Linked DNA regions of Homo sapiens: region 2 is linked to region 1. A link is an interaction called in ENCODE POLR2A ChIA-PET data of the cell type or tissue named here. Cell type or tissue: HepG2. All regions are shown on one strand. Links, peaks and the distances in the headings refer to the core of each region. The heading gives the core; the rest is flanking DNA. Region 1 holds the start of LOC101929234 (a long non-coding RNA gene). Region 2 overlaps LRMDA (leucine rich melanocyte differentiation associated).

The links. ChIA-PET counts read pairs that join two places held together with the same protein. Peaks named below come from ENCODE experiments on the same cell type or tissue, not always from the same donor. Only the 100,000 strongest peaks of a DNase experiment are listed, where the experiment ranks them.
Region 2: POLR2A ChIA-PET joins it to region 1 with 5 read pairs; 5 of 35 experiments call an interaction of 5 or more read pairs at or near these places.

The regions. Positions count from the first base shown.
Region 1 is chr10:75,407,393-75,423,539 of GRCh38, reverse strand. LOC101929234 (a long non-coding RNA gene) reads right to left here and starts at 14,383. Exons shown (of 3, transcript NR_110304.1): 1 at 14,100-14,383; 2 at 13,356-13,410; 3 at 12,216-13,248. ZNF503-AS2 (ZNF503 antisense RNA 2) reads right to left here. Exons shown (of 2, transcript NR_024421.1): 2 at 14,558-16,147. RefSeq lists an enhancer at 15,850-16,147. In HepG2, for the core only: no CTCF peak of the experiment used is centred there; no DNase peak of the experiment used is centred there.
Region 2 is chr10:75,597,188-75,613,334 of GRCh38, reverse strand. All of the region lies in intron 2 of LRMDA (leucine rich melanocyte differentiation associated), which reads right to left. Among named protein-coding and RNA genes, the nearest start is that of MIR606, 53 kb to the right of the region's middle. RefSeq lists enhancers at 12,523-13,102, 15,365-16,147. In HepG2, for the core only: no CTCF peak of the experiment used is centred there; a DNase peak (open chromatin) is centred at 6,754.

The DNA of each region.
Region 1 (16,147 bases), core at 4,384-12,383:
GGTAAATGTGGTTTTGCCTGTCTCTACAAAGCTACCAAAAAATTAGCTGGGCATGGTGGTGCGCGCCTGTAGTCCAAGCTACACAGGAGGCTGACGTAGGAGGATCAGTTGAACCCAGGAGGATGAGGATGCAGTGAGCTGTGATCCCAGCACTCCAGCCTGGGTAACAGAGCAACACAAGAAAAAAAGAAAGGAAAGGAAAGGGGAAGGGGAGAAGGAAAATACAGAGTGTGATGAGTCCTGTGGAGAACAACGCAGCAGGGAAGGGGGACAGGAGTGCCGGGTACACAGGGTGACGAGGGAAGGCCCCACTGAGAAACTGAGATGAAGCTGAGATCTGCAGGAAGTAGGGGAGAGCCAAGTGAACTTCTAGGGGGAAAATGTGCCTAGCAATAGGAACAGCGAGTGCAAAGGCCCTGAGGCAGCAAGTGCACGTCGGGCTGGAGTTAGTGATGGGGGAGAGTAATGGTAAGTGAAGTCACAGGGCAGGTGTGAAGGGGACAGATCATGTAGGGCCAAATAGGCTGAGGTTAGGACTTGAGTTTGTACTCCACCTGAGATGGAGAGGGTTTTTTGTTTGTTTTGTTTTTGTTTTTGAGACAGGGTCTTGCTCTGGCACCCAGGCTGGAGTGCAGTGGAATGATCCCAGCTCACTGCAGCCTCAACCTCCCAGGTTCAAGCAATTCTTCCACCTCAGCAACCAGAGGACCTGGGACTACAGGTGCGCATCACTACACCTGGGTAATGTTTTTTTAATTTTTTGGAGAGATGAGGTTTTGCCATGTTGCCCAGGCTGATCTCAAACTCCTGAGCTTGCGGGATCTGCCCGCCTCGGCCTCCCGAAGTGCTGGAATTACAGGCATGAGCACTCCTGGCTAAATCGGGGGTCCTGAGCAGAGGATGGGCCTAATCTGACTCACATTTTGTAAAGACTGCTCTGGCTGGCTGGGTGTGGTGGCTCATGCCTGTAATCCCAGCACTTTGGGAGGCCAAGGCGGGCGGATCACGAGGTCAAGAGATCAAGACCATCCTGGCCAACATGGTGAAACCCCGTCTCTATCAAAACTACAAAAATTAGCTGGGCGTGGTGGGGCACATCTGTAGTCCCAGCTACTCAGGAGGCTGAGGCAGGAGAATCGCTTGAACCCAGGAGGCGGAGGTTGCAATGAGCCTAAATTGGGCCACTGCACTTCAGCCTGGCAACAGAGTGAGACTCTGTCTCAAAAAAAAAAAAAAAAAAAAAAAAAAGATTGCTCTGGGCCGGGCGTGGTGGCTCACACCTGTAATCCCAGCACTTCCAGAGGCCGAGGCAGGCGGATCACAAGGTCAGGAGTTCGAGACCAGCCTCACTAACATGATGAAACCTTGTCTCTACTAAAAGTACAAAAATTAGCCAGGTGTGGTGGTGCATGCCTGAAATCCCAGCTACTTGGGAGGCTGAGGCAGGAGAATTGCTTGAACCTGGGAGGTGGAGGTTGCAGTGAGCCGAGATCGGGCCTCTGCACTCCAGCCTGGGCGATAGAGCAAGACTCTGTCTCAAAAAAATAAAAAAAATAAAAAAAGACTGCTCTGGCTGCTGTGCTGGGAATGGATCATGGAGAAGGGACAGAGGCCAGGAGGCAAGACAGCAGGCTGTCACAGGAATCCTGTGGACTGTGAACAGTGCCTGGATGTATTTTGAAGATGGCATCAACAGAATTTTCTGATGGATTGGACATGGAAAGTGTAAGAAACCAATAGTCAAGCGTAGCTCCAAGGTGTTTGCCTGAGCAGCCAGAAGGATAGAGTTGTCACGCTCCATCCCTCACTTTCTGCCGGTCTCGGCTTCATCTCATTTTCTCAATGGGGCCTTCCCTAATCACCCTGTCCACCCTGGTGCTCCCGTCCCCCTTCCCTGCTGTATGGTTCTCCACAGCACTCATTGCTCTCTATTTACTTATTTATTTTTGATTCCCCTACTGAAAGTAAGCTCCACAGGGTGGAATTTCTTTTTTTTTTTTACTACTCTGTTCCCAAAATGTAGAGTCATGTCAGGCAGATTGTAGGCATTCAACAAATAGTTTGATTTTATTTTTTGTTGCATTTTGTTTTGTTTGACAGAGACAGGGTCTGGCTCTGTCCCCCAGCCTGGAGTGCAGTGGTGAGATCTCGGCTCACTGCAACCTCTGGCCCCCAGGTTCAAGCAATCCACCCACCTCAGCCTCCCGAGTACCTGGGACCACAGACACACACCACCATGCTCAGCTAAATTTTGTATTTTTTGTAGAGACAGGCTTTCACCATGTTGCCCAGGCCAGTCTCGAACTCTTGAGCTCAAGCGATCCACCTGCCTCGGCCTCCCTACATGTTGATGATTACAGGCTGAGCCACCACACCCAGCCCAACAAATATCTTTTGAATAAATGAATTGCAATGGATGAGAAAATTAGAGGGTGAAGGGCATCAGGGGTCATTTTTAGACCTGATAAGTTTGAGTTTTTTTTTTTTTTTTTTTTGAGACAGAGTCTCGCTCTGTTGCCCAGGCTGGAGTGCAGTGGCACGATCTCGGCTCACTGCAACCTCTGCCTCCCAGGTTCAAGCGATTCTTCTGCCTCAGCCTCCTGAGTAGCTGGGATTACAGGTGCCCGCCACCACACCCAGCTAATTTTTTGTATTTTTAGTAGAGATGGGGTTTCACCATGTTGCCTAGGCTGGTTTCAAACTCCCGAGCTCAGGCAATCTGCCTGCCTTGGCCTCCCAAAGTGCTGGGATTACAGGCGTGAGCCCCCAAGCCTGGCCTAAGTTGATTTTGATGCTTATTTTTAGTTGGCTGGGTTTTAGAGACAGGGTCTCGCTGTTGCCCAGGCTGGAGTGCAGTGGTACAATCAGAGCTTACTGTAACCTCAAAATCCTGAGCTCAAGTGATCCTCCAGCCTCAGCCTCCCAAAGTGCTGGGATTACAGGCTTGAGCCACGTGCCTGGCCTTGACTTTGAGGCTTGTAAGTGGAGATGACAAGAAGGAAACTGGATACATGAGTGTGGAATTTAAGAGACAGATCTGGACTAGAGTTAGAAATTTGGGAGTCTTCAGCTTTCAGGTGGCATATAAAGCCAAAAGACAGGATGAAAAAGATCTGAAGATTGAGCCCTAGAACCCTCCAACAGTTAGAGGTCAAAGAAAATGGAAGAATCACAAAGAGACTGAGAAGTAGCAACTGGAGAGGAAAGGAAGAATCAAAGGCAAGTTAGGGCCTGGGAGCCAAGAAAAGAAAGTGATCAGAAAAGACAGGGTTCCCAAGGTGATAACCAATGTTGCCAAGGATCACCAGGGGATGTTGAAAGCATGGAATGAATAGGATATTTGCATGGCCTCCAAAGTATCACCTCACAGGCCGGGTGCGGTGGCTCACGCCTGTAATCCCAGCACTTTGGGAGGCCGAAGAGGGCTGATCACTTGAGGTCAGGAGTTTGAGACCAGCCTGGCCAACATGGTGAAACCCCATCTCTACTAAAATTACAAAAGTTAGCCGGGCCTAGTGGTGCACACCTGTAATCCCAGCTACTTGGGAGGCTGGGGCAAGAGAATCACTTGAACCTGGGAGGTGGAGGTTGCAGTGAGCTGAGATCATGGCGCTGCACTCCAGTCTGGGCGACAGAGTAAGACTCCATCTCAAAATAAATAAAATAAAATTAAATTAAAAATAGACACAAAGTGTCACCCCACAGACAAAGGGGAATTTACAAAGGGAAAAATGTACCTCTACAGTGGAGAGATCTAAGGGGCACAACCCTAACCAACAGCTCAGACAGCATCTCCAAGGGTGATACGACCTCACATCATGGGCCTCTGATGTGATTCAATGGGAAGTACATACCACCTGCATGCTGTTCTTGCCATTAAAAGTTTAACCAGGATCCATGGGTGAGGAAACAGACAAATCCAGAAAGTGGAATGTTTTATAAGACAATAACACTAGACTGTCCAAAATAATATAATGAAAAACCAAAAAGGCTGGGAGAACTGTTCTAGATAAAAATGGACCAAGGAGACATGACAGCCAAGTCAAATGCATGCTCCTTTATTGAACACTGGAACTGGAAGAGGGACAGCTAAAAAGACATGATAGGGATAACTGGGAACATTTATATGTGAACTATTTGATAATATTACTGACGATATTGAATTAACATTACTTTTCTGCGTTGTGCTGTCTTGTGGTTTCATAATAGAATATCCTTTTCCTTAGGACATGAAGAAATTAAGAGTAGCCATCAAGATGCCCACAGCTTTCAAATGGTTCCCAAAAATTGTGTGTGGCAGGGTGGGGAGGAGAGGGAGAACCAATGTGGCGAAGTGTTGCCAGGTGGTGAGTTGAAGTGAAGGGTACTGGGCATTCATTGTCCTATTTTTTCATATGTTTGAAAATGTTATAAATAAATACAATGTGAAGGACTGAAAGGAAGATGGCATGATCAACTGCGTCCAGTGCTGGTTAAGGCCAAGTAAATGGAGGACTGAGCATTAACATTGGATTTAACAATTTGTGGGTCATTGGTGACCTTGACGATCTGGACAGCAAAAGAGGCAGGCAAGGGCCAGATGGGAAAGAGCTGACTAGGCCTCACGTTGAGGACAATGGGAGTAAAATTAAGCACGTCGGCATTTTAGAGCAATCAATCTGACAGTTTGGGAAAGGATGGCTGAGAAGGGGGAGAGTAGGAAAATGTCCGCAGAGACCCTGCAAGTGTATCCTACCCCTAGAAAGGGTGGCGAGGGCCTGAAGAGAGAATGCAGCAATAGGGATGCAAGGGGACAGGAGGGGATGGTTGCAAAGAGATTGCCGCCCAACTGCCTTAATGTAATGCCTGTTTGGGAGCAAAGGATGAAGGAGCTTAGATGCTGTCATTCACCAAAATACCACATGATAAGTTCCGTTTGGGACATGATGCATTTGAAAGCCTTCATGCATTGTGCCCTCCTCTGGGGAAAGCAGCAGATGGGACTCTGTAGGACCAACAGCCTGCCTGAGCACCCATGAGTCATTCCCACAGTGCACTCTGTGTCTCTGACGTCTGCACCACGCTTAGGGTGCTGGGGGCCACAGCTCTGGGTGTGACAGTGACCTGAAGATGCTTTTGTTTGTAAAGTTTCTGAATCCCGGGAATCCCTCTCCCCAGAACACCTTCCAAGTCCTGCTGTCCCTGTGGACAGGCTTTCCCTGATGGTCCAGCCTTCAGTGACTGCTCCAGGATCTGAAATGTCATTTTAATGCATCTCCTTGGGCCTGACATGGATGCCTGCTTTTTGGTGGTGTTATGTCCACGCATATCTGTTCCTGACTTCCCAACTAGGTGGTCAGTTCCTTGAATGAAGGGAACCCAGTTTATATCTCAAAATATTCCCAGCCTCGCCCAGAATGGATAATCAATAAACTGGAAAGAAGAGGGAGATGGAGAGTGGGAGGAGGAGGAGGATGAAGGCCATCAGTTAACACTCTTCATACTCAAGATGCCCTAAAAGCTTGCTGTGTTGACTTCTAACCATGGGGACCACTTCTCATTTCTATGGGGGTGGGAGTGGAGTTACCTGGAGGCCATTGCTGTCAACCCCTCTAATTCCTGAGTTAGAAGCCCTAGTAGGAAGCCTCCCTGAAACAGCCCACAGCGCTCTCTCCTGAAGCTGTTTGCAGTAAGTGACTCACCCAATTAAGAGCATCTACATAACAAAGCCTCACCGGGCTGCAGAGGTCACGGAGACTGTGAAGTGTGTCTTTCGTGTATACTCTGGAGAAGGTTCACTAATTACCAGTCATTTCCACCCCTCAAGAGCCTGTCAGCCTTTGAGATGCAAGGGATAAAAGAATCCCCAAATTCCCACCCCACACCAATCACTTCTACCTCCCCAACCCACCCCTGCATTTCAAACCTGTGACTAATAAGTGCCAGCGATGGGTCTCTGCCCACCTGGCTCAGAGTGAGGAGGGAGGAAGGGAGAGGGAAGAGCTTGCCTCCACTAGGAGCATTTGTTAGTAAAAGGCAACTAGGAGGCTTGCATCATTGTCTCTGTTAAACAAGTAAGCAAACAAAACTTGTATTGTTTTTTTCTCAATGTTAAAAGTATGAATGTTTGTAGTAGAAACTACAGGTGAGCAAGAAAAAGTTAAAATCACCCACGACCCCACCCCCTAAGACGACCAGCGGTCCCATAGACTCCCTTGCAGCCAGCTTTCTAGGTGATATGTATTTGCTGTGGGTTTGTGTGCACCCCTGCTCTTTCATAACCAGCTTTTTCCATTTAACGATATATCTTCAACATCTCTTCCCATGAGCACATGGAAAGAATGTTAGAGGTGTCAGGGATGCTTAACTGGGTTAGCAGAGAAGGTGTGTTTTGGTCATTAGAGCATGAGAGGGAGGCATTGCCAGGATTTCTGAAAGCTGAAGGAAGCTCTTGTGAGGCCACAGAGAGCCCTTACTTTTGGAACTTGAGCAACTGACTCTCTCTCTGTGAACCTCAGTTTCGTCATCTGTAAAATGGGGATAACAATATAGGCCTTATAGGATTGTTGCGAGGATTAAGGGAGATCCTGGTTGTGAAAAAACTATACAGGCATTGAATGTTTTATTACCCATTTTAGTAAGTGTTCATTAATTAGTGCCTGCTTGTTACTTAGCTCTCTGCTAGTCTGTGTTGAGAGTATAAAGAAGGCATCTGGTTCAGCCCTGGAGGAGCTTAAGATCTAATTGGAAAGTTAAACACACACATATACACAAAAAGCTAAACAATAAGAATTTAAATAGCTAATAAAATATATCATCAATTAGTAGATAATTAAGTGCCAGATGAGTGGCACAGACAGCAAGCACGCCAGGATTCAGAGGTAAGAAAGAACACGGGATAATAATAATAATAATGACCACTTTGAGCACTCTCTGTGCCAGGCACATGCATTGTCTCATTTAATTTACCCATCGACCATATGAAGTAGAGATCATTATTACATCCATTTGGCAGAAGAGGAAACTGAAACTTCAGAGAGGTGAAGAAGCTTGCCCCAGGTCACACATCTAGCAAGTGTGGTACTGCTGTTCCTTAGACCCAAGCAGTCATGCCCCAGAGACCACCACATGCTGAAGCACCATGTTCTAATCAGATGGACGGAGGGGCAGGGCGGTGCTGTGTCCTGAGCTGGATGGTACAGGAGGGAGCCTAATGAGTACAGATGGGACAAAGAAGGGTGTGTTGGTGCAGGGGGAAGATTCCAGGCTGGCTGGATGGCTGGTCCTCAGGGACAGTGGAAAGCAAGTCTTGACAGTAAGACTGAAGGAGAGCGGCCAGGCATGGTGGCTCACGCCTGTAATCCCAACATTTTGGGAGGCCGAGGTGGGTGGATCATTTGAGGCCAGCAGTTCAAGACCAGCCTGGGCAACATGGTGAAACCCTGTCTCTACCAAAAAAATAAAAATTAGCCAGGCGTGGTGGTGGGCGCCTGTAATCCCAGCTACTCAGGAGGCTGAGGCAGGAGAATCACTTGAACCTGGGAGGCAGAGGTTGCAATGAGCTATCATGCCACTACACTCCAGCCTGGGTGACAGAGTAGGTGACACTCCATCTCAAAAAAAAAAAAAAAAAAAAAACGGATTGAAGGAGAGAAGCTAAGGCACATGAAATGCTTTTTGGCAGAAAATGAATTGTCCATGAGGGTTTGGAGCAATGTGGGATCCAATCAAAGCAGTGTTTGGGAAGGTAGGACTAGGGGAGGCTACCGTAGGAGGATTTCAGATGGGTGTTGAGGAGAACTGAGTTTGAGGCAGAAGCATTTCGGGGAAGATGGAATGCCATCCTTCCTAAAAAGCCCTTATTCCCCTACTTTTTATCTTTGTGACATTTTGGGTTAATCTACATTTGGTTCCCGTGACTGCCGGCCTCATTCTGGCATGTTTACTAACTCCTTTCACACCTGGGTTCTGCAGGAAGTAACTCATTTGCTCCTTCCATAAATGCTTGTGGATCTCCCATTTCAAAGGGAGAATCAGTCAACACAGTCTGGGTGCTAATTATGATTAAGGGGGAAAGAGGTCAAAGATGATGCTAGTGGTCAGAGCTGATCCCCACCAGATCCCCCCAATCCTGCCACATTGGTGGCAGGTCCAGTGGTGCCTGCCCCCCCCCACCCCGCCACAGCCTGGCAGACCCACCCTCCCAACACCAGCCAGCTCCCTGGGCCACTGTTGCCACTTCTCACTGCACACCTCCACCCCCGCTGAAGGGGCTGGTCGCCCTTTTCTTCTGAAGCAGCAGGGCAGGGAGACTGAGAACATGATAAAGCCTTTGGCTGTTCAAGTAAAACGTTGTGAATATGAGAATGTGGTCAAAGAGCTGGTAGGAGTCACTGCGGGGCAGCATGTTCAGTTACAAAGGTGGGGACTAAGAAAGTCAAATCTTTAAAAATCTATTTATATAACCTATATATTAATTTTTTTTGAGACAGGGTCTTGCTCTCCCAGGCTGGAGTACAGTGGTGCTGTCACAGGTCACTGCAGCCTCCATCTCCTGGGCTCAAGCTGTCCTCCCACCTCAGCCTCCTGAGTAGCTGGGACTACAGGTGTGCATCACCGCTCCCAGCTAATTTTTTTCATTTTTTGTAGAGATAGGGTCGCACTATGTTGCTCAAGCTGGTCTCAAACTCCTGACCTCAAGCAATTCTCCCACCTCAGCCTCCCAAAGTGCTGAGATAACAGCTATGAGCCACCACACCTGGCCTAACCTATATTTACTGAATGTAGTTGATGCATATGGTAGACTATGTAGGCAATAAAAGTAAGATGACATCATTTGTGTCCTTATTAATGCCTTGATTAACAGAAAAGGTGAGGGGAAATGAAGGGAAAAAGTAGGGATAGAGACAGAAAAAGAAGAGAAAAGAAGAATAAACACTAAGCCCAGAGACATGAAGCATATTGGCCAAGGTCAAGGTTTGGGAAAGTGCAGTGCAGTGAGTAGGGAAAACCTACCTCTTCCCTGGTACTCCCCCAATACTCACACAAGACCTCAAATGCTTCAGGCCATGACTTTCCCAAGGAAATGTCCCCTGGAGATGTTTCTGTGCCATTGATTGCATTCCACAAACATTTTTGAGCACCCCAAGGTACCAGTTTCTTAAGCTCTTAAGCTCTGCTAAGAAGAAGCAGAGTTGATTGTTTCCTAAGGCGGTCGATCTTGACAGTGTCCTTTGATGCCTTAGACACCTTCATCAGACATATTGGGTGTCATCCAGGCTTGTGGGAGGGAAGGGCTAGAAGGGAAAAAATTCTGTACATTCTCAAACCAGATGGAGATAAAAATCATTTTCTCACCGGGCTTTGGTAAGAGGTAAGATAATGTTGTAAGCTACCTAGAATTGTGTCCAGGACACAGTAGGCACTCAGTAAAACCAAGTGTGATTCTCTCACTCAATGCTGACCTGACTGCTTCTCTTTACTGCATTGATCAGTTTTTCAGCTGAAGTCGTTACCTGGCTAGGTTGGTATTCAGCCAGGCTGTTTGGTGCTGGAGTCCCACACAAGTACCCATCATAGGAACCCACAGACACAACTAAGAAGTAATCACCATTGGACCTGTTTAGAAGCCACCTGAACAGCCAGGCTATGGCAAATCAGTTGACGTTGTTGGTTGTGAGTGACCAGAACTAGCTTTGATTAACTTAAGCAGAAAAGGAATGTATCAGAAGGATATCAGGAAGTTCACAGAATCAGTGGGAAGACTGGAGACCTAGACTTGGGAAATGGACAGGAACTGTCAGCAGCTGGGAAATGGAAATGCGGCTGGCCATGCTACCATACCAGCCGAGTTAGGCCACTGCCTGAGTGGCTGCCATGATCACAGTGCACATGGCAGTGACTGTCCTCTCTGCCCTTCCTAGTCAATGCTATTGCACTGGGCTCACTGCTGCTACTGAGAAGAGTTTCCAAACTACCACAATCCTCTGCTCACCCCTTGAGTCTGAGACCCAGGTAGGGAGCATCCATTGGTTAGAGGGCAGAGAGAGGGAGGATGTGGCCTCTCCCACTTCAGTAATCAGACGCAGGCCCTGCTTTCCAACAAGGAAGAGGATTCAGATGTTAGGCAACCAAATGAGTAGGAAGAAATTAAATGTCCACCATGCAATACTTTACTTGTAGCACTGAAGGTTAAAGGTATTACCACACTTGCCTCCAGGTGTCTTTTGGCCATTCTAAAATACCAAAGCCATGCCATAAAAATGTTTGCCTGCTTCTGAGGCTATTTCAAAAACTATACTTGAAGGCAAGTCTCTAATATAAGTTTCTAAAAACTGTTTTGGACCACTGTGATGGCATTTCGTTTTTTTGTTGTTGTTGTTGTTGTTTTTGTTTTTTGAGACGGAGGGTGGTATTTCTTGTTAAAGAAGGTGAAGAATATGTCTGTCTGTAATTATAAAAATCCCCAATTTCACTGGCTTAAACGAATAGGGATTTTTCTAACAAAATAAAAGTTTTGGAGAAGGAGGATTGTTGGTGATGGCTCAGTGTCCCAATGACATCAGGATTAAGTTTCTTTCTTCTGTTTTCTAGGACTTTCCCTCATAGTCACAAGATGGCTACTACAGCTGTAGATATTATGTCCAAGCTCATGCAAGGAAGGAGGGGAAAGGGAAGGGTCTAACCATAGGCATCATCCCCTTTGATCATGAAAATAGAGTGCTTCTCAACACTCGCTTACTGCTTTGCCACCCCTGTACTTCCACTTGTTCCTCATTTGCCAAAATAGGTTGCATGGCCACCCAGCTACAGGGATGCAAGGGAAAGATGAAAACAAGATTGTCATGATTGGCCTATGCCAATCGCAAACCACTGCCTGGGCCTGGTACACTACTACAGTTTTCAAATGAGGAAGGTGGAGGGAGGTGGATATCAGATAATATATCTAAATTCTGGTATCAGATTTGACCATTGCAGGATTGGAAGTTAGACACACAAGCGTGGAAGACAAGGGCTTTCCAAGGAGAGGAGACAGAAGGAAAACACAGGGCATGTGGGGAGAACAAAGAAATTCAATTTGGCTGACGTGTAAGTAGCTGCACTTTTGGTAAACTATCCTAGAGAAGTAAAATCACTAATTGCAAGGATATAGACATAAGAAATTTTATTAGCAAAAAAAACCTGGTAACAATCTATGTGCCCACTAATAGGGGAATGGTTGAATAGGTGCAGTATATACATCTTATGAAACATTATGTAGCTGGCCAGCATGGTGACCTGTAATCCCAACAGTTTGGGAGGCTAAGGCAGGTGGATCCCTTGAGCTCAGGAGTTCAAAACCAGCTGGGGCAACATGGAAAAACCCCATCTCTACGAAAAATACAAAAATTAGCCAGGCGTGGTGGTGTGTACCTGTAGTCCCATCTACTTGAGGGGCTGAGGCGGGAGGATCGCTTGAGTCTGGAAGGTCAAGGCTGCAGTGAGCCATGTTTGTGCCACTGCACTCCAGCCTGGGCAACAAAGTGAGACCCTGTCTAAAATACATACATATATACATACATTAAAAAAAAATAAAAATAAATTAAAATTACTATGTAGCTAAAAAATGAATATATTCATTCCATATCTATAGACCCATTTATTATTAAGAATGAATGAGCGAGTTGCAGAGACCCCTAATATAATCCTTTTTGTATAAATAGGCAATAACACAATAGCTCCACATATATGAATATAGTTTATTATGAGCATGGAGCATGGTGAAAGAGGTAGAAGTTATACCCCAGGTCCTTAACAATGGATGTCTTGGGAGACTGGGTGGGAAATGCAGAGGAGGTGAGGAAGATCACTGATGTTTTTCTTTGTATATCTTTGAGTGTTTTCCTGGTTGAGGTGAACATGTGTTTCTTTCATAATTTTGGAATGCATCTTAAAGCTTTACAAAAGTAGTTTGGAAGTGGGCTATGAAGAGTCAAGTGTTACACTGTATCATAGGGAGCCACTGAAGAGTTTTGAGTAAGGGAATGATGTGGTCAGGAAAATTAACCCAGCAGGAGTATGTATGATGGATTAGAGGCAGGAGAGGTGGAGGATGGGCAGAACAATTAGAAGGTTCTTGTAGCAGCAGTTAAGTCAGAAACTAGTAAGAACTGAACTGTGATAGCAATAATATGTGAAGAAAGGAAGAGGAAAGGGGGTGCAGGCTAGAGCCTTGAGACATACATGCCCAACACTGGGAGATGGTCGTGGGTGGCATGGTTTTCCATTAAATTGTGTCAACCAACACATCTTGCATCTTGAAACCCTGAATAAATGGCTGTAATCCATGCATATTCCTCTTCTCCAACCTCCTCCAGCATCCCCTTATTTGACATTTACAATAAAGGCATTCAAAATAACATATGTTTTCATGAGATTTGTATCATCGCCCTCATTAAGTTGAGAACATCTTGGAATGTGAGACCATGGAGAATACTTACTGGTGGCCCCAAAAAGGGCAGTTTCATTCGTTCATCATAGTTGGTGGTTTATACAAATGTTCCTTCTTCATTTGTTCCTTGAAGGAACGGCCCTAGTCCCTACCCCCTGGGAGTTTACCATCCAGTGAAGCGGACAGACTCTCAACAGGAAATTCTATTATAAGTGAGGGTAATGGGAGGCGGGAGGATGCAGGAAAGTGATGTGTGAGCTGAGACCTGAAGGAAGAGTATGCGCAAGCCAGGTGAAGAGAAGGACAGGTCATTCCAGAGAGACAGAGAAAAGCAGGAGCAAAGCCCTTGAGGTGGGGAGTAGCATGGCACATTTGAGGAACTAAAAGGAAGCCTTGGGTAGCAGGAGTTCCAGGTGAGGGGGTGTGGAGGCAGACAAAGGCAGAAAGGCAAGCTGGGGCAGAGCCAGTGTAGACCCGCCAGCCAGGGGAGGCAAGCTCAACTTGTTCTCAAGAACAATGGGAACCCGGATGCCTTTAAGCAGAAGAGAAACATGGTTGGATTTGCTTTTTAAAAAAAGAGCATGCTGGCTTGGGCTGGGACTACAGGGAAACAGCAAGGAATGCTCAATGGTCCGGTTTTCCCATTAGGCTGGGAGCTGGCCAGGGGCTGAGATGACCCCATGCCATTTATACTGTTCTCCTCTGTGCAGATCTCCCTCCTGCTCTGCACTGGCTTCAGCTGCAAATGGTTGTGGTTAACAGGCTGGTACTCCCCCATCAGAAAAGTAGAATTCTCCCTCCAATACTCCCCCAGAGTAAGGAGTTGGCATGCCCCAGATCTGAAGGAAAGAAGGGATGAGGATGGGATGCGGGTGAGGCAAGGCAGATTTCTTCTCTCTGTGCCTCAATTTCTTTATCTATGAAATGGGGCATTCATGGTACCTACCTCAGAGAGTCGCTGTGGGCGAGGACATAATTCATACAAAATTTTTAAATGGCACCTGGCACAAAATGAACAATCAAAAAGTGTTAGTTTTTGCTTTTGTTCTTCCTGAAAGATAGGTGGGACCCTATGAGCACGGACTATATTCCCCACTGTCCAAGAGGACGGCTGATCACATCCGCAGAGAGAGCGTGAGGACCCCTGGGCCAGGCAGGTGTCAGGAGTACCAAATGACCTAAGTTTCAACAAATCTCACGTGCAAGTTTGGGCCTGGGATCCTAGTCTGCAGATGCTTCTGTTCCTATGACTTAAAAAGAGAGTACCCCCAGGTGAGGAAAAGGGAGCCGCCCTGTGCCCTCCTGCGAAACCCGGTTCAGCCCGAGGCCTCCGGGGTTGGGGGCGCGACTGGGGGGGCGCCGTGGCCTGAGATCCAGCTCCGAGTCGGTGGGGGCGGAGCCTGGCCTGGAGCGGGCGGGCCCGCGCGGCGGAGGGGCGGGACCGGCGCGGCAGCCCGCAGCCCCACCCCCAACGGAAGTGCCGCCGGGCCCGCCCCTCCCTCCTGAGGCCCGTTCCCCTCGCCCCTCCCTCGGCCCACTCTTCATGGCTCAATTTCGGCTCCCGGAGCTGGTTCTACCAGGGCCCCAGCACCGGTCCAGAGAGGAGGCCCCGGGTCCGCGCGTCTGGTTGTGTCGGGCGGTGCTCTCTGTCCTTCTCACTCCCCAGCCCTCCCTTCCATTTCTCGGTTACCTGCGCGGCTGCAGGCGCCGCCGGGGACTGCACAGGTAAAAGTCTCGGCAAGTGAGGGCGCAGGTGTGGGCGCCTCCTGGGCCAGGCGGGCAGGGGAGAGGCCGACGGCACGTGCCTGGCTCTAAAAAGATTTTTTTTTTTTAACAGGGATTGTATTGACAGTGGGGGCTTGGGGAGGGCAGACACGGACCCTGGGAGCGCTGCAGGGCACTGGGGGGAGAGAGGGGCGGGACTGAAGCCCCGGAGATTGGGGGCCGGTTCCTTTACGGCCCCGCAGCTTGCGCAGGCTCCGTGGTGCCTGGGAGGTGGTGCGCCGGTTGGGTGGGGGCGGGTCCAGGCCGCGGCGTCGGAGAATTGTCCCCCATCCAGTCCCCGCGATGACTGGGTTTTGACAGCCTCCCCTCCCGAGCGCGCACATTCCCAGGTTTGCAGAATGAAAATCAATAAAATCGATGCAGTGGCAAAGAACGCGAAACATGTTGGGTTATTATTATTATTTGTGTTTGTTAAATTTTTTTTCTTTAAACTTTTTTCTTATAAAAGGTGGTTTCAGCTTGGATAATGGCCTCAGAGAGGGACGAAAAACGCCCCCTGGTTTCCCAGCAGGGTCCGGGGACCCGTCTTAGGTCCCAAGCCTCGAAAAACGTCCCAGGGCGGCTGTGCGGGGTCTGGCGGCGGGAAAGAAGCCCGGGGCACGCTCGGTTTCCGGATACGGCTATTCACCGCACCTCACCCTCTGCCCTTTAGGGAGATGGCCCCCCTCCACCGATATTTCCCCGGTTCACCACCCCCACGCCCCGGGAACCGCGCCTCCTCCCCTCCCCCGCGCTCTCCCCGGCGCTTTAAGTAATGATATTTGCATGCAGGGAGCGATTCATAAATATGTCAGGGCTGGTGAAATATAGGCAACATTTCAAACTTTCTATTTAAAAAACATGAATTATGGCCGCGGAAAATGTGTTCCCATTTAAAGGCGATACGAAGTATTTGGTGTCTCGTCCCCGGGCCCATCCATCACGCAGACAATAAAGAGAGTTTTTCGCCCTGACACCCGCGATTTATGGGCGCCCTTCTCTGCCCTCATCACTCACGCGCCGCGGCCGGCCTGGCGACAGGCCCCGCGGAGAGACGCGCGGCCGCCCCCGCGCGGGCCAGCGCGCGCACTTTGCGCCCTCGCTGGCCCCGCAAGATCTCGGCTCCCAGAGGGAAGCACCCGCTCCCAGGAGTTGGGGGATCGGTCTTGAGGGTCTGGGCAGCCGAGTGGGAGCAGAAACCACACTGGTCCTCCCACCCGCGCAGCCTCTCAGGGCCGGGGCCGAGCGCGCCGCGGCGGGGTTTTGCTAGCCTTTGCTGTGTCCTGGCCTCAACGGCGCCGCGCCGGGAAGTTTGCAGGGCAGGCGGCGGGAAGTTATTTAAGCACTGGCTCGAAGTGAGGACAGAGAACTGGGCAGGGGGTTACCCAGGCCAATTCTTGGGCCATTCCGCCCCAAGGAACATGGAGCTGTCCCCAAGCTTTCTTGAGCCCCGCCGGGCGGACGCTTCTCGGCTAATCTTTCTGCAACTTTTACAAAGCTGCCTCCTCCCCAGTTTGATCTCTGCAAACACATCCTGGGCGTCCGCGGCAGCTTGGAAACTATTTTTACCGTCTGGGGCCGAGGAGTTGCATTGAAATAAGGAAGGCGAGGCGCCTTCTCTAGCGTTTCACCCCGGACCAGGCTGGGTCACCCAGTGGCCTCTTTGCTCCCCCGCCCCACCCTTCGTGCGCCTTCCAGAGCCGCCATCGAATCTCTCTTGCTAACTTGCAGCGCTCTGGGGGTTCTCCAGACACAGGCGCAGGAGGGAGCCTTCGTCGAGGAAAGTTCCGGCTACCTCTGTTGGGGAATTTGCTTTCATTTTTCACCGCGGGCGAACCTGGCCAGGCGGGTTTCCGAAGCACTGGCAGAGGTGGGGGCTGCCAGGCACTGCCAGGCAGCGAGAGGCCGCTCGACCTGGGGGCGCCGCTTGTCCAGCCTCCCTCGGAGGGCAGACTTGCAGCCACCCGGGCACTA
Region 2 (16,147 bases), core at 3,452-11,451, 190 kb before region 1:
GCCTCTTTTCTTGGCTAGTAGCTATCTGCAAGTCTGATGTATGTGTTATTTTTATAACAGAGAAACAATCCAACTTTTTAAAACTCCAAAGGCAGCAAAACTAATGACCAAACTCAGGAGGAAGTGGGGGGGATTGTGGAAGAAAAGAGGAAGAAAGCCAGATAGTGCTCTTACTGTTTAATCCTGAGCCACAGTTAACTGCTACAAAAAAAAAAAAATTGGCAAGGTTTTCAAGTCTACAGTTTTCCCCACTGTGTAACATGCCTGTCCTGAGTGAAGACAGCCTTGCCCAGGAACGTCAAAAGAAGGAAGGATAAAGAAGAAGTTCAACCACAATAGCATACGTTTGAGTAATGCTCTTAGCACAGCAAACCAACGAAAGCAATAGCAAAGTTGAAAGGCTGGGCCAAGTCTTTTGACATGAGCAAAATCTCAACCTTCCATTTTTTTTTCCCCACCAAAGTTAATACTTTGAAAAATGTCTCCACTAGATTATTTTACCCAGGTTTTTTTTTTCATTTTACACTTTATTTTACACAGTTTTTTCCTTGTTCTGCATCAATATTTTCTCTAATACTTTCACAGTGAGAGGGCATGAAAATCTGTGCTTATCAGTTCTTATCCACACTATTGCCTCTCTAAATCCACTACTCAAAAATATATTTTTATATATTTATATATACAAATATATAAATATATAAATAAAATAAGTAAATAAATAAGCAAACTCTTTGGAAATCAGAACAAAAATAACATTTTATAAAAGCCTCTTTCCACATCATACATAATAAACAAAAGTCATCTTGATCAGTTCAATTACTGACATTGCTGCTTTTAAAATCTGCTTAGTAAAATGGCATCAATTAAAGTTTAATGTCTTATAAAAGATCATTCAAGTATTATAGTAGAATTAAGAGGAAATAGGTACTGCTTGGGATCTGGCTATATTTTTAGAGTTTCTCAACCAGAGAGATTTATAAGAATATTCATTATTGCCTAGATTGCTTTCAATTCAGCCACTAGTTTATTAAAAGAGGTAGGCTAAAGGGCCCAGCACGGTTCAGAGCACATTCAACCAGCTGCATTTTCAGTTTGCTAAATATTTCAACTAGTCTTCAAAGGCACTGCATAAGTAAAACCTCGCACTTATTTTTCTACACACTTCTCCTCTTAATTTTTAACCCCCTGGGTATTTCCAAAGGAAATCTAATCCACATAAGTCATTCGTACCTAGCCCACACTAAATGGCATTTGAATGAGTTATATTGTTCTAGAAACCCCATTCACCTTTTCTGTTGGCCTTTTATTCTCTGGAGGTCCCAGTCTGGGGCAAATCAACAAAACTGAACCTTAAGGCAGCAGAGGGAACTGGGGAATAGGAGAAGGGGACCAAAAAAGTATCAACAGGGAGGACACCCAGCCAGGGGCTCCAGGGCAAGAGGAAATCTCCTTTTGCAGGCCTGATACACAGGACCAAGTCGAACAGTTGTTCAGGTTGTGCACTAGCTGACGGCATTTGGCCAAAAGGACAGGTGGAGACTGAAATCCAACCTATACTGTGCTTGCCAAGCTCAATTTCTGGCCAGGGGTTACATCCACCCAGAGAAGGGGAGCACATTTCTCTACTTCTCCCAGAAGCACTGTATGGGCTAGCTGCTGATAAAGTCATGTTAAGAAAACAGAAGTAAGCCAGTCACAAAAGGACAAAAGTCCTGTATGCATCCATTCATATGAGATAACTTAGAGTAGTCAAACTCACAGAGACAGGAAGTGGAATGGAGGCTGCCTGGGGCTGAGGGGAGGAGGGGAGTGGGGAAATAGCAAGTGGCTATTTAATGGGTATGGAGTTTTGGCTTGAGAAGATGAAAACAGTTCTGGAGATGGATGGTTGTAACGGTTACACAGCAATGTGAATGCGGGTAATGCCACAGAGCTGTACACTTAAAAATAGTTTGAATGGTAAATTTTATTACAATAAAAAGGAAATGAAACCAGAGTCAAGCACTGGCAGCTACACACCCACTGTGGACTCCGATCAAGGTCCTGCTCACAGATCGACTTTACAAGCCCATGCCATTGTCCAACAACTGAGAGTAGATCAGGGCTGCACTTGCCTCCACAAACGCCCAGCTACACAGGACCTGTCCAGATCATCACTCCTAATGCCTACCTTCTGCCTCCAAAGGACACCAAAGAGGCAGGGCTTCTCTCTAGGGGTCCTTGCCCCTCTCACCCTGTGCTCCCCCTGTCTGAGTGCCCCACCAGCTCCAGCCTCTGCAGCAGCCTTCCCTGTCCCCAACCTCATACCACCCCAAACCCTGTAAGAGTAGAGGCATGCTGTCACCCAAGTCCACCTCCCCTCAGCAGAATAGTTCATTACTCCACACACATTAAGTTTCCACCAGAACAAGGCCAACTCAGGAAAAAGAAAAATTTACGACTCCCATCATTTGGAATTTGCGGTAAAATTTAGCCTACGTTGGGCCAAAGAAAGGGTTTGCTATGAAAGCTCACAATGTAAACAAGACTTGAGGGAAAAACATTCATACAAAGAGAATAAATGATTCTTAAAGGTTTCAGTTCAACAATACATTTTAGGGAACATGTATTGCCTATTATAAAGACATTAAAGAAAATACATTGTGTCAGGACTGGGGAACCTGGGCCTGCCTCTGCCACCCGAACATGGGCCAGTCCCATAAAGTCTCTGGCCATGATCACAGTTCCCTCATCCATGGAGTTGGACAGAGACTCTCTAAGGTCCTTCTGGCCACGATGAGACTATAAAATTAATATACTGTACTTTGTATATTTACATACATGAGTGTATGTGTGGTGTGTGTGTGTATGTGGGGGTGTGGTATGTGTTTGTCTATGTGGTGTCAGGGAGTGCTGTGTGTACATGTGGGGTGTAGGGAAGTATGAGGAGGAATGGTGTGTATGTTGTATGTGGGGGTGTATGATGTGTGTGGGGTGTGTGTTTGTGGTGAGGGATGTGGGAGGTGTGGTGTGTGTCTGTGTCTACATGAGTATTAATGAGGACTACTTCTCAATAGAAAGAATTTGCCAGTTATTTCAAAATATTTTCTATACTTAAAAGTGATAAAGCTGGAACTAAATAGTGGTGACAGTTGCACCACCTTGTGAATGTACTAAATGCCACTGAATCATGGCACTTTCAAATGGTTACAATGGCAAATTTTATGTTACATGTATCCTATCACAATTTTTTAAGTGATAAAGCTGTATTTCTTTTTTAAAAAATTAAGTATGTTCACCAGTTCGGAAGCTGTAATTTACCCAGTTTGTCCAAGTTAGCAGGATTTTGCAGTCCTAGAATATACTATACACTCCACCTAGAAAAGCTTCTAGTGTAGGTCTGAGATCTTTGGGATGTGCCACACTTGGGCCAAGTCCTGGAGACTGGGCATTCTTTCCCTTATTGGGCCAATAAAGTCTAACAGCCTCTTCTTCTCACTAGGGAGACTACATCCCTGCCTACTGAAGACCTTCTGGGCAAAAAGGGTGACTGTGGATGCCTGCTCCCACAACAGGACCACACAGAGCACGCATATCGCAGCCTGGTTCCACCTGAGGCTCACATCATGCTCTGTAATTGCAAGACTCATCATAGCACACACTCAGGGCTTCTCAGCTCGCCCAGGCTAGGGCTCCTTCCAATGCACTACACCTGTCCACAATGCTTACCACCTGGCAAAGTATTTTATTCTAATTTTGCAACTTTTTAAGAAAATGAAATGCTTACATCAACTTAATCAATTTTCTTAAAAGGGGAAAGATGCTGAATTCGCCCAAGATGCCACATTTACTCCTTCTAGAAGTAGGTGCTGGAGAGCAGAGATTGACCACTAGGAAGGCCAATGGACAATGGTATGGCCACAGATATTGTTCAAATGAAGCTCATTGGTGATTATTTCTTAAACGTCACTTTCAAAAACTAGAGTTTTAAGTTCCAATTAATTGCCATTGACAAGAACCCCAGTACTTGACACTTCACTCATGAACAGCCCTACAAATTAACAGTGTGGGTGTGGGTGTCTTTACAAAGCCCATTTCCAAGCAGCGGCCTCAAAGCTTCATACCAAGCCTCCTCAGGGAGTTTTTCTTTGGAGCCTCCTGTTTCTAATACTTTGGGCTTGATTCCTTGATTCTAACCCCACCTCCCAACCTAGAGAGTGCTGGCTGCATGCTAGCACAACCCTGAATGCTAATGACCTCAAGGGCAGCTAGTGTTCAGTTAGGTGCTGTGCAAGCTCCATTGTGGCCCGTGAACAAACTAGGGAGAGCTGATGAGAAGATGTACACTCTTTGAGAGTACGTGCAGGTGACGAGAGTGAGTATAGTGAAGGGTCACTGCACCAGACAAACTGTTGGTCGTGTTGAAGTTCTCTGGAGACCAAGGCTTGGAATGTGGCCCTTGATCAAGACAGGTGACCCAGGCAGAGACAGTAACCAAAAAGGGATTCTTTGGAAGAAACAGTGAACAGAGAGGAGCTAGACCCTGGTGTGAAGTGCAAACATGATCTGACTCATCAGCCTTATCCTCACTTAAAGGGTTATGCCCCCCACTTCACAGTTGCAGGCTCACAATATACCACTGCTTCCCAAACTAACCAACTCTGGATCTGTGTATAGCAGATGCAAAATAAACTTGTGGCCTTGTATGGCTCTTGGGTTTTGTTATTGTCAATATATACAATTTATATATATTTAAGGTATACAACATGATGCTTTAATATACATGTACATTAGTGAACTGAACATTATAGTCAAACTAATTAATGTAGTCTTCTCTTCACATAGTTACCATTTTTTGTGTGTGGTGGGAACACTTAAGATCTACTCTCTTAGCAAATTCCTAGTATACAGTGGTATATTATTAACTATAGTCACATGCTGTACATTTAGGTCTCCAGAACTTATTACATCCTACATAACTGAAACTTTGTACCCTTTGACCAACAACCTTCCCATTTCCCTGGCCCCCCATCCCCTGGTAACAACCATTCTAGTCTCTGCTTCTATGTGGTTGACTATTTTAGATTCCACATATAAGTGAGATCATGCAGTAGTCTTCTAAGTCTGGTTTATGTCACCATGTTCTCCAGGTTCATCCATGTTGCAAATGGCAGGACACCCTTCTTTTTTTAAGGTGGAATAATATTGCTTTGTGTATGTGTGTGTATATATATATATATATATACACACACTACAATTTTTGATCCAGTCATCCATCAATGGACACTTAGGTTGTTTCCCTCTCTTGGTTATCTGGGTATATATCTGATGGAAATAAAATCAGTATCTCAAAGAGATATCTGCACTCCCATGCTCATGGCAGCATTATTCACAATAGCTAGGATATGGACAATGGATTTTTAACCACTCCAGGCAACCACTTCATGTTTGGATACCTAACAGAAGCAACCAGAGAGCTGGTTAAAAATAGAAAATCTTGGGCTCCAAAAAAAAAAAAAAAAAAAAAAAAACCACTGAATCAAAATCTCCAGGAGTGGGGCCTAGGAATCACAATTTTTTAAAGTTCCTTGGGTGGTTCCAGTGCAGCCAGTCATTTGGAAATCACTAAGTCACCTCACTTGCTTGCACATGAGGAATGAAGACAGTGCTGTTGTTACAAAACCAAAACAAGGCAGTGATTCTCCCTTAAAAAGAAAAAGATGCTCATCTGTAATGCTTTAGCATTTGTTTACAGATAATTAAATGTGGAGGAAAAGAAGGTTAGGACCTGAGAAAATCATGTGTTAAAAACTAAAAGTGGAAGGGCCCACTATAAATTAGAGCACTACAAAATTATCACCTGTATCAATAGAAAAATATAGTTCAATATAAGAACATCCAAAGAAATACAGTATTACATGAAATGGCTTCCCATCTGTAGTAGCTTTAACATAACAGAATTAAGACAACAAATCTGCTGAGGGGAAAATATCATGTAGGTCAATTTTATTCATTCGAATCTAACAGACTAGAAATTTGAAGAAATTTTAACAAGCATTTACTTTCCTATCGTATGTCAAGAAAGGCCTTGTTCATAAATACAAGATAGGAAAGACTTTCAGAAGATAGTTAAAACTCAAGAGGACTGTTCTGAAATGTCTTGATCACTTTGGAAGTAACCATTTCTCTAACATTTTGTAATAAAATGCCAAGTATTTTTAACTAGTCATTAAAACTGTTCCGGGAATTTCTATTGTAGACTTTGATATCTAATTCAAGTGGCTGCATAAATTTGGAAGCTACAAAATCAATTTTCCATAAAATATCATTTGGGCTTCACTAATCCAAACTGGCCTCCTTCCTAATTAGGTTGAATTCATGGGATTTTATTGTAATGCACTGCCAAATCAAATTGTTAAAACTGGGAACTTTGTGCTATTTTGGATTATCATAACATCCTTTCCCTCCATTAGCAGGGATGGCCAGAGGTTGCTAATACAATAAATGTTTAATGGATGGCAACACTGTCCCTTGCCCCCAGAAATAGAGATACAGACATAAAAATACCCTCAGATCTGTTTGTATCCATGCTTTCTGCCTTCTCTCTTGCTTGTGGCAAACAGTGAATTTTCCCAATATAAAGAGACATGCCAATCGACTTACTCAAGCCAAAGGTAAACAGAAAAGAAGTGAGAAGAAAGGGATGAAAAAACACTGCGGCAGCTCTGGGAGACATAGTCTTCTGTGCCAAGAGACCATCACCTCCTATAAATGTCCCCAGTCCTTTAACATTTGAAATAGAAAGGTGCAGTGGAAATGCAGGCTTCTGGAAGGGCACCAATAGAGCCCATGTAGCCCGGAATGGACTCTGCCCTTAACTAGAAACTGGGAGTCAGTGAGAAAATAGAACCTCGGTTCTAAAAATAGCCCACTTATTTTCATTTCTGGTTTCAATACCTTCACTGCACCTTTGTTTTAAAGGCATTACAGGAGTTCTGACATTTTCTTTCCATTTCTGAATCAACAGAGAAGAAATTCAGCTACATGGTAAGAGAGTTAATATTCTACCTTCTCGCACACTTAACACAGACATACCCATGCAAGAGCACATGTTAAGACTGGCCTCAGTTTGGTTGGGTTTAAGAGAAGGAGTTACCAGCAGTGAACTTTACTTATCTTACCATTAGAAAACAGGGTTGGCCAGGCGCAGTGGCTCATGCCTGTAATCCTAGCACTTTGGGAGGCTGAGGCGGGTGGATCACTTGAGCCCAGGAGTTCAAGACCAGCCTGGGCAATATGATGAAACCCCATCTCTGCAAAAAATACAAAAATTAGCTGAGCATGGTGGTGCACACCTGTAGTTACAGCTACTTGGGAGCCCAAGGTAGGAAGAGCATCTGAGTCCAGGAGGCAGAGGTTGCAGTGAGCCATGATTGCGCCACTGCACTCCAGCCTGAGTGACAGAGCAAGACCCCGTCTCAAAAAGAAAGAAAGAAAGGCTTATTTGGGAGGAGGTGAGACGGCAAGAGAGTACTCAGTTCCCAGCCGCTGCCATCACTCTTTCTCCTTCAACTGCTCACACAAAGAACTTGGCCATTCAAGCCAAAGAAATGTAGATTTCTGTCCCAGCTTCACCATGACCTTAGATAAGTTAATTTCTGCAACTCAGTTTCTTCATGTTTGAAATACTGATAATTATTTTCATTCCAATCACTCTTAACATTAGAGCAGCGGCAGGAGGGGTTAGAATGTGCCCAGAAAGGATGCGTTAGGACAAGGGTCCTGCTGTCACTCTCCAATCAGATCAAAGTGTTCCATCAGTGGCCTTTCAATATGTTTAACTTCTCTTTTTCTTGTCCTTCGACTGCTGGGGAAGAAAATGTTTTAGTTAAGTATCCCACAATGTACAAACTTTCTAGGTGCGATTCTCTGCTTGGGGCAAACACGGGAAATTTTGGAACATATCCAGATGGAGAACAGGCTGACTCTTGACTGAAGACTGGTGTAAACTACAGTGTGGAACAGACTGTCTTCTATATTCAAACAGCTCCTATCATCTGAGCTATCAAAAATCCAACCAGCGTCAGGGAGACATTCAGGAAGAAAGGACTCTCATAAAGAAGCCACTCATAATCAAACTTGGAGAAATTGATTTAGAATTCAAGTCTCTATATTCCCAGTCTTGAGACTTTTCCACTGCACAGTATTTAGTCATATGAACTGTGTGGCATTCCCAGTTTATCTTTGTTACTCTTTTAGAATCCAGGAACCCAGGTTGAAACTAAGCAAGTTGTCCCAATGAATTTCTCCTTTTCTACTTGTCAAAGTCAAATAAAAAATATAGAGACAAATCTCTAAACAAAACATTTTGTTTGGGAAAACTGAATTGCAATTTGGGGCATACACAGACTGCGGTGGTCTTCAGTATGTCACAAGAACAAAGAGAAGGAAGGTTGGGGCTCTATTAAAAAAGAAATGTTATGTATTCTTTTGAAAGAAAACTCATTGGCACTAGTGAAGTTTTTTGAAGTGGGCAAGCTCTGATTGGTAAGTGGTGGGGCAGCAGGTAACACCAGTCTGAGAGTCACAGCAGTTCATTTCAGCAGCTACTAGGTTAAACTGTTCTTAAAATCATAGTATTTTGGCAGTTGGCTTACAGTATCACCCCTGGGCAGGCATTTGTGTCCTGAGTCCTTTTTCTCCTCCAGTCTCTCAACTCTAATTTAGTTGGGTTTGACAAGATAACTCCAATTCATATAATCAGTTTTTACATACTCAATACCATAAACTTGTGTAAGCAACATAGCTCATTTCAGTTCCCCAGGACTCATTCAAGGATAAACTTCAGAACAGTTGCCGGGAACTCTTAGCTCTATCTAAGAAGGCAGTAGTAAGGAATAACTGGAAGACGGCAGAGGTAATAATGATAAACATGAGCAATGACAAATAAATTGAATTTTTGTGTCCCAGTGGGTCTGAAAAGCATTCTGGCCCCACACTAATACTCCTAGAATTTCATATCTTTCACTATATTTCACCCCAAGGAAACTCAGCATTTCTACTGTAACAGATAATCTGTATTATTTCTTCTTGACTCTCTGAAATCCCCAAATTAAATATGAACCTTTTCTAAGAAACAAAATTTGTCTTGACCTCCTTCTTCTTGGAAATGGGCTTGATCTTATAAAATCCAAATTGCAAACAAAAAAAAAGAATGGTTAACTGATTGAATTTTAAGATTAAAGGCACATTGGGGGGTCACAATCCAACTGATATAAAATTGGGGACTGGAGAGGTCAAATGACTTGCTCATCATTACAATGTATGGGGAAAGGCTAGAACCCAAGTCTCCCAGAACTAAATTCATTGTTTTTCTCCTATCATCCCACACTGCTTAGAAAGCTAACAGTTCATGGCTAGATTTCTAAGAGCTCAGCTGATAGGTATCAAGATCCTTGGCTGTCCTCATCAACGCAGTACTGGTGACACAGTATTTATGCATAGGGAACAATAATTTTATGATCAAAAAAACAAAATTATGCCTCAATTCTTTAAAAGCTTGAACAACCTATCAATGTCTGAATTGCCTCCTTGACCAGGCATGATTCTTCATTGCCATGGGAAGAATTCTTAATCTAAGGTGCTTTATCTAGAGCCCCAAGAATGGTGTTGAGGGGAATCCATGAATCTCAAATTAAATGGAAAATGTTATGTTAATGTGTATTTTTCTGAGACTAATGGCCAGTTTTCATCAGATTCTCACATCTTTCTCCTTAAAATATTGGGAATCACTAACCTAATACAATTATTCCCTCTCTTTCTTATGCTTCTTATGAATTTTACAGTGTTCCATTTTACACTTCCATTCTCCTAAAAGTGCTTTATATGATATTAGAATTAGTTAAATAATATTTTTCAAGATTTTAAAAAACACTCAGACTTCTACTAGAAAGCTGCAAGTCCTGGATAGTAATTACTGGCAAAGTGTCTCGTGGCCCTGGGTACTGCCAATAACTGTAGTTGACAGAACTATTTTAAAAAGTACCTTCTTAATAATGAAACAGACCCTAAACTTGACTCAGTTTAAAAGAGAAGCTCCAAAGATGAGATTTTCATGATCTTCCTTCTTCACCCGAAATCCACTTTATAAAATACTGACTTAAAAAAAAAAAAAAACTTTAAGATGAGGCTGACTATATCCAGAATGGTAAGATCCTGAAATATATAAGCCATTGCTATTAAGCATTAAGATATAAGGGCCCTCTTTAGTAGAAAGCTGGGTTACTGTATAGTTGAAACCTAACTATCCATCATAAACATCTTCAATACATTTGAAATAGCAGGGCGGACAGGTTCTCTCACATTGAGGGTCATTTATGAAGCAATCAAAGCCTGTAGTGGGAAAAAGAAGTATGAGGAGGGACAGGGCTTTATAGAATGAATAACTTTTCTCATTCTCAGTATTTCTTACGTTCTTTCACAACAAATTGCTTGGCTTTTGAGAACAGACTCATAAAAGAAGTGAAATATATTTTTCTATCCTGAATCTGAACTTTTTTTAATATATAAAGTTGTAATGACCCTTTCCAAACAATATGAGCCAACACTTCAAAAATTTCCATTGTTTCAAAGACACAAATTACTTTGTGCATCTATGTCTATCAAATGAATGAGGAAGGAAAACACATGAAAGTCATCTGAAAGACAACATCTCCTAGGAGTTATGCTTGGAAGCTGGAAAAGCCCAGTAATCCCCCTACCTAGATAAATAGAGTTTTCCAAATGACTAGGGGGATCAACAGTGGAGCAGGGCCAAGCATTTGAATGTTATAAAGGAGACTCCGTATTAGACCTTGGGGAGAGAATCCAACATTGAGCTCCTTTATGGCTGGCCGACCTCTCTAAGACACAGCCCTACCTTGAGTGGAGAGGAACCAAAATAAAACAATATCTTCAAGCAATTTACACACAATTGAAATGGAATTTCTCCAAGCTCAGAAAATTTGAAGTTTATTCAGTCCATATGCTATCCCATCCCTTCCCTTTTAACAAGTAACTTAGAGACAGGGAGCCATTTCTTAGTCATTCTAGATCAAAATCCCTCCTCCCTTAACTCCAAATCATTAGTGACAGTAACGGTGCATCATTTGGAATATTTGGGGGGGGTTATTTTTTCCTCCTAATAAGAAACTCACTGGCTGCATTTTTATAAATGTCTCAGGAGCCCTACTCAACTCTTCTTCCATTAGCAGCAAACATGAGGCACATGATTTGACCCAGCACTGAATTCCCAAAAGCAGGATTTAGGGAAGCTGACAATAACTCAATCGAGTGATTATCAATCACAGAAGATAGTATTCTGGAGGAGAAAAGATATCGCACAGAGTATTTTTCTCATTAAGAAAATAAGCTTTTGAAGTAGTATACATCACTTTCACTACATAAGTCAAAATTCATACATGTACAGAGAAGATGATATAGCAAGGTCAAGTCAGAAAAACCCTATGTCAAATACTACCTTTGCCAACTGATCCTGTGCAAGTTACTGGTAATGATAATAATACCACCTAGCTCATAGGGTAGTTGAGATAATTGGGATAATACACGTAAAGCATTGAACACAATGTATAGCACATGATAAGTACTCAATAGATGTTAGATAAGCTATTGTTATTATTAAATTTTTTATTACCAAAATTTAATACCAAATTACCAATGGAAAGCAAGTCCCTAATGTTTCTTTCCTTGATTCTGCCTATAATTCTATTTTTGTATATAAAAATTCCCTTATTTGCACCTTTGTTTCCACCCAGAAAAAACAAAACAAAACAAAACAAAAACTCTTTTCCCTGGGGAAGGCAGGTACTAGAACCACACAGAACACTGTGAGAGTATCCATTATTCCCATTGGTATCTCAAGAATTGGATTGTTCTGAACCCTTTCATTCTCTCCTTGCATCTTCCATGGTTGTTCCCAAGGGGTCAAATTAACTTACAACAAAATCAGTGTCCCTGTTTCCTCACTTTAAGAAGAAGAGTCAGAATTCCCAGGCCAAAGAAGTCCCTTTGAGCAGCTCGGAGGCATCTCAGACCAACAGGCAAGAAAGAGCAGCCATCCATGGGACAAATAAGTGATTTGCATTTCCAAGGATGTGGGGAAACATATTAGTTATAATTAGCAAACACGCAGAGTCCCCGTGACAGCTTCACTTTACAAACCCTTGAATGTTTGACAAGAAAAGGTCATGTTTTGTAAAATCCTCAAAAGGTCATTCAATAACAAATCACATGAATGAAATCGCAAGGGTTCAGGGAGGTTAACAGAAACACCCCAGGCAGCAAAGTGCGTTTTCAAGGTAAACAAGGAAAGAGGGAAAGCAGCCTTGGCTCAGCTCTGGAAGAGGAGAAATACAAGCAATCTCTAATTTACCAAACACTATAATTTCAAGACATTTTCTCTGCACTTGGTGGTTTAACAGTGAATGCTATTTCTCATGTTCAGCACACTTGAAGGATTAGTAGATCATAGCCCAGCAACATTTCAACATTTCTTCAAAAGGTCCAGGCAGAACTTAGCCCAGGCTTTCTTTTAGATTTTTTATTTGATAAATCTCATGGGTGGATTCCACTTAATACAAATAGGTGGTCACATGCATGGCATGGCATACACGTCCCTGTGGATGGTCTTCATGCAGTATACCCCACACTACCCCTGCCCCACAAACCCCAAATCTGGGAACTTTAGCCCCAGAAGCCTTTTCTTCTGGCACTTTGACCTGCTCATGACCTCTTTCTTCCCAGGTCTATTTTCCTCTTCAACAAGAGCCAGCACCACATCTCTCACAGTCAGGAATAACAAAGGCTTGTTTATATAGGGTAATTTAGCTACAGGATCAGTGGCAAGAGGAGGATGATGTATCTGATCCACAGGTCAAAAGCACAATTCAGAAGTGCAGGGCTGCCAGGTTTAAGGGAGGGCTCCCTAGGGGACAGGGCCAATGGACTGACCACCTTCCAGAAAGTACAGCCAAGGCAAGCGAAATGGGGAGCATCCTCTAAGCTGTTTCAGATTTGGGCATGCCCTTCACACGCAAGGTGTTGGATGTTAAGACAAAGAATGCTGTGGAAAGAAGATGCAGGAGCCTGAGGCCAAGCAGATGGGTAGCACAGACTTACTTGGGGGGAAAAAGGTGTCATCCATCAGAGCCCTTGGAAAAGGAGACAGCATCTTAAGAAAAGACACTGGCAGACCTAGTGCCTGACTTACTCTGTGACCTTAAGTAAAGTAATTTGATCTTCCTAGGCCTTGGTTTTCCCATCTGTAAAATGGGTTATACTTATTCTTGCTTACTGCCCTGGGTAAGGTCAGGGTATAACAAAGTAAGAAGTAACTAGAGAAAGCTATGGATTATTTTACACCAGGAAGGGCTTGCAGTGCAAGTCCTGACTCTTGTCACCACTCATTTCTACATCCTACTCCAGCCTCAGAATCTTATGGAGAAACCACTCTCTAGGGTCCTGCTCTCCCCATTATGGTAGCCACATGTGGCTATTTCAATGTTAATTAAAAGCAAATAAAATTTAAAATTCGGTTCCTCAGTCACAGTACCCACATTTGAAGTGCTCGATATCTATATGTGGCTAGTGGCTACCATATTGGACACTGCAGATGTAGAACATTTCCATCATCACAGAAAGGTCTGCTGGGCAGCGCAGCTTGGATCTACATGCTATGGATGGAGGACAGCCCTGCCAACCTTTTACCTTCTACTACCCGCCGTCTCCATGGACATCCTGCTTTGCCCCAGCTGCCTGCAATCCATACTCACCATAAGACCATCCTCCAGACACAGCCCTGACTGATGGTTTCCAGCATGTACCTCTCACCCTACAATTACCTGTGGACCATAAAGCCCTCACCAGCTTGGCGGCTGTTTGATCCGAATGACGGTCAGAACCAGGACACCTCACTTAGTCTTTCTTGCCAGCGATTTTAGCTTATTTGCCATGAGTACAGGGTATAATTAATATCACACAGGAGCCAGCATTGTCATTTTTCAAATCATTTCCCTGGAAATGTTCTACACCTCTTAATGGCCCTGCTAATGCTGTAGCTGTCATGTTTTGGACAGCTGCACTTTTACAAGACAAACTCTGTAGCGCCAGGAGACTCTCTGCAGACTTTTTAGCTCAGAGGCTCAGAGGCCGTGAACGCCAGCCGGTAATGGCTAGATGGAAATCTTAGATTAATTTTTTTACCTCTTGGTGCTGACTGCTCCTCAAGTGTCACCTTCCCATTTCCATCCCCAGCCACCTCTCCCCTTCTTGGCCTCTTCCCTTGCCCCTGCCCCCACCTCCTCTCCTCTTTGCCACCTGATGGACAAGGAATGCACAAAATCAGCGGAAATCATACAACTGATTAAAGCCTGGACACTCTGTCCAAAGGTGCAAAGGCTTAAACATCTAGACAGAAGCCCAGGTGCTTTGCTAAATGCCACATACATTGAAAAAGTAAGGCCCTTCATGTCTATTTGATTTTATTTTTCAGAAATATGCTTTTTTGCCCCCTCCATAACTTCTTAGCAAAAGGTTCAAATTTCTCTATATACTAGGTATGCGTAAGAAAGACCGCGGAAGGAGGAGAACGAAAGGAGTTACATATGAAGCCTCGCAGGAGTCGTACGCGAGGCAAGCAAAGACGATCTGAACCACACCAAATATTTACTATAGAATGAAGATGCTTTTAAACAAATGGAGAAATTCACCAGATTGTTTTGGGTAGTAACAGAGCATTTTCCTGATGCTTTTTTTTTTTCTTTAAATAATTGAAGTAGAAGGAGATGTCATGGACAGCTCTCTCAGAAAACATACTACATCGTCCAGCACTGTCCAGGAAAGCCCTCTCAGCTGAGGCCTTCTGTCTTAAAAGAGAGGTAAGGCCAGGCTAGGGACACGACGACTCTCTTTTTTAGGCTAAACAGCATCAACCCACTGCTTCTTTAATATTGTGTTTATTAGCGAGCCATAGCCCAGGGAGAGACGAGCACACAGCTTCCTTTCACGCTGCGTCTGCAAAATGCTACCGAAAGTTGGACTCATCAGTGAAGCAGCAGGTCCCTTGGTTGAAACCAGCCAGGCCAGAAAAGTGACATGAACAGGATGCTGCTAAACATGCACAATTCGAAAATACACACTGTATTCTCTTCTGCATGATTTGCTGCCATTTAAAAGACAATAAACAGCAACTTTAGATTGCTAACAACGTGTCATTTAAGGTTTGCTGTTGCTCAACATCAAGAAAAATCAATGCCGGCTCTACGGGGGCAGCAAACCCCGAGAACTGAGCTCCATTTCAGGTCTGTTTGAACTCATTTCCTCTCTCCATGGCTGCCCCCTTGTACTCCCCCTCAGGCGTCCCCTCGCAGCAGGCTGACAGCTTGACACATTGACAGCTCCCACTGAATGACAACTGATTTGTACAAATTTCAAGCCTTATAAATCTACCTGTCACAACAACAACATAAAAGCGCCCAGGCCCAGCAGGTAATTCAGAAAAAGCTTCCCTTGACAGCACTTTCTGAAAAGCAATGGCGTGCCTCCTGCCAAAAATTCCAACTATCATCCTTGTATAACTTTGAATAAAAATTCAGGGCCCATTTTCTTGCCAACAGGCTACCAATCGTCTTATTTAAAGATTAAAAAAAGTGAATGGGAGAGAGGGGGATAAAACATCCCCACAGTTTCATTTTAGACTGATATGAAAGTCACACCACCTGCTACGCCAGGATTACCACACCTTTTTTCTCTCCCGTGCTCACAAGGAGTAAATGAGGGAGGCTTTTTACGGTATTTAAACAATATCCCAGATTGCAGGGGCTGTGCCTCCCAGTCCCCTCCTGGCTCACCTGGGGCCAGTCCAGCTAACAAAGCAAGATGTTTAGACTGGTGGGGGACTGGGTGGAGTGGGCAGGGGTCTGAGGCCACTGGCCATTGTTTTAACTACCCTCAAGATTTCTCCAAAACAAAAGCCCTGCATGTGTCCATAGCCCCACCTCCCAGACCACTTTTCTTACTAAAAATGATCACGTTACATCAAGGTATTCGTTCATCAGATACTCATTTCATTCAAATCAACAGCAGACCACATGATGTCATCACTGCATCTTTA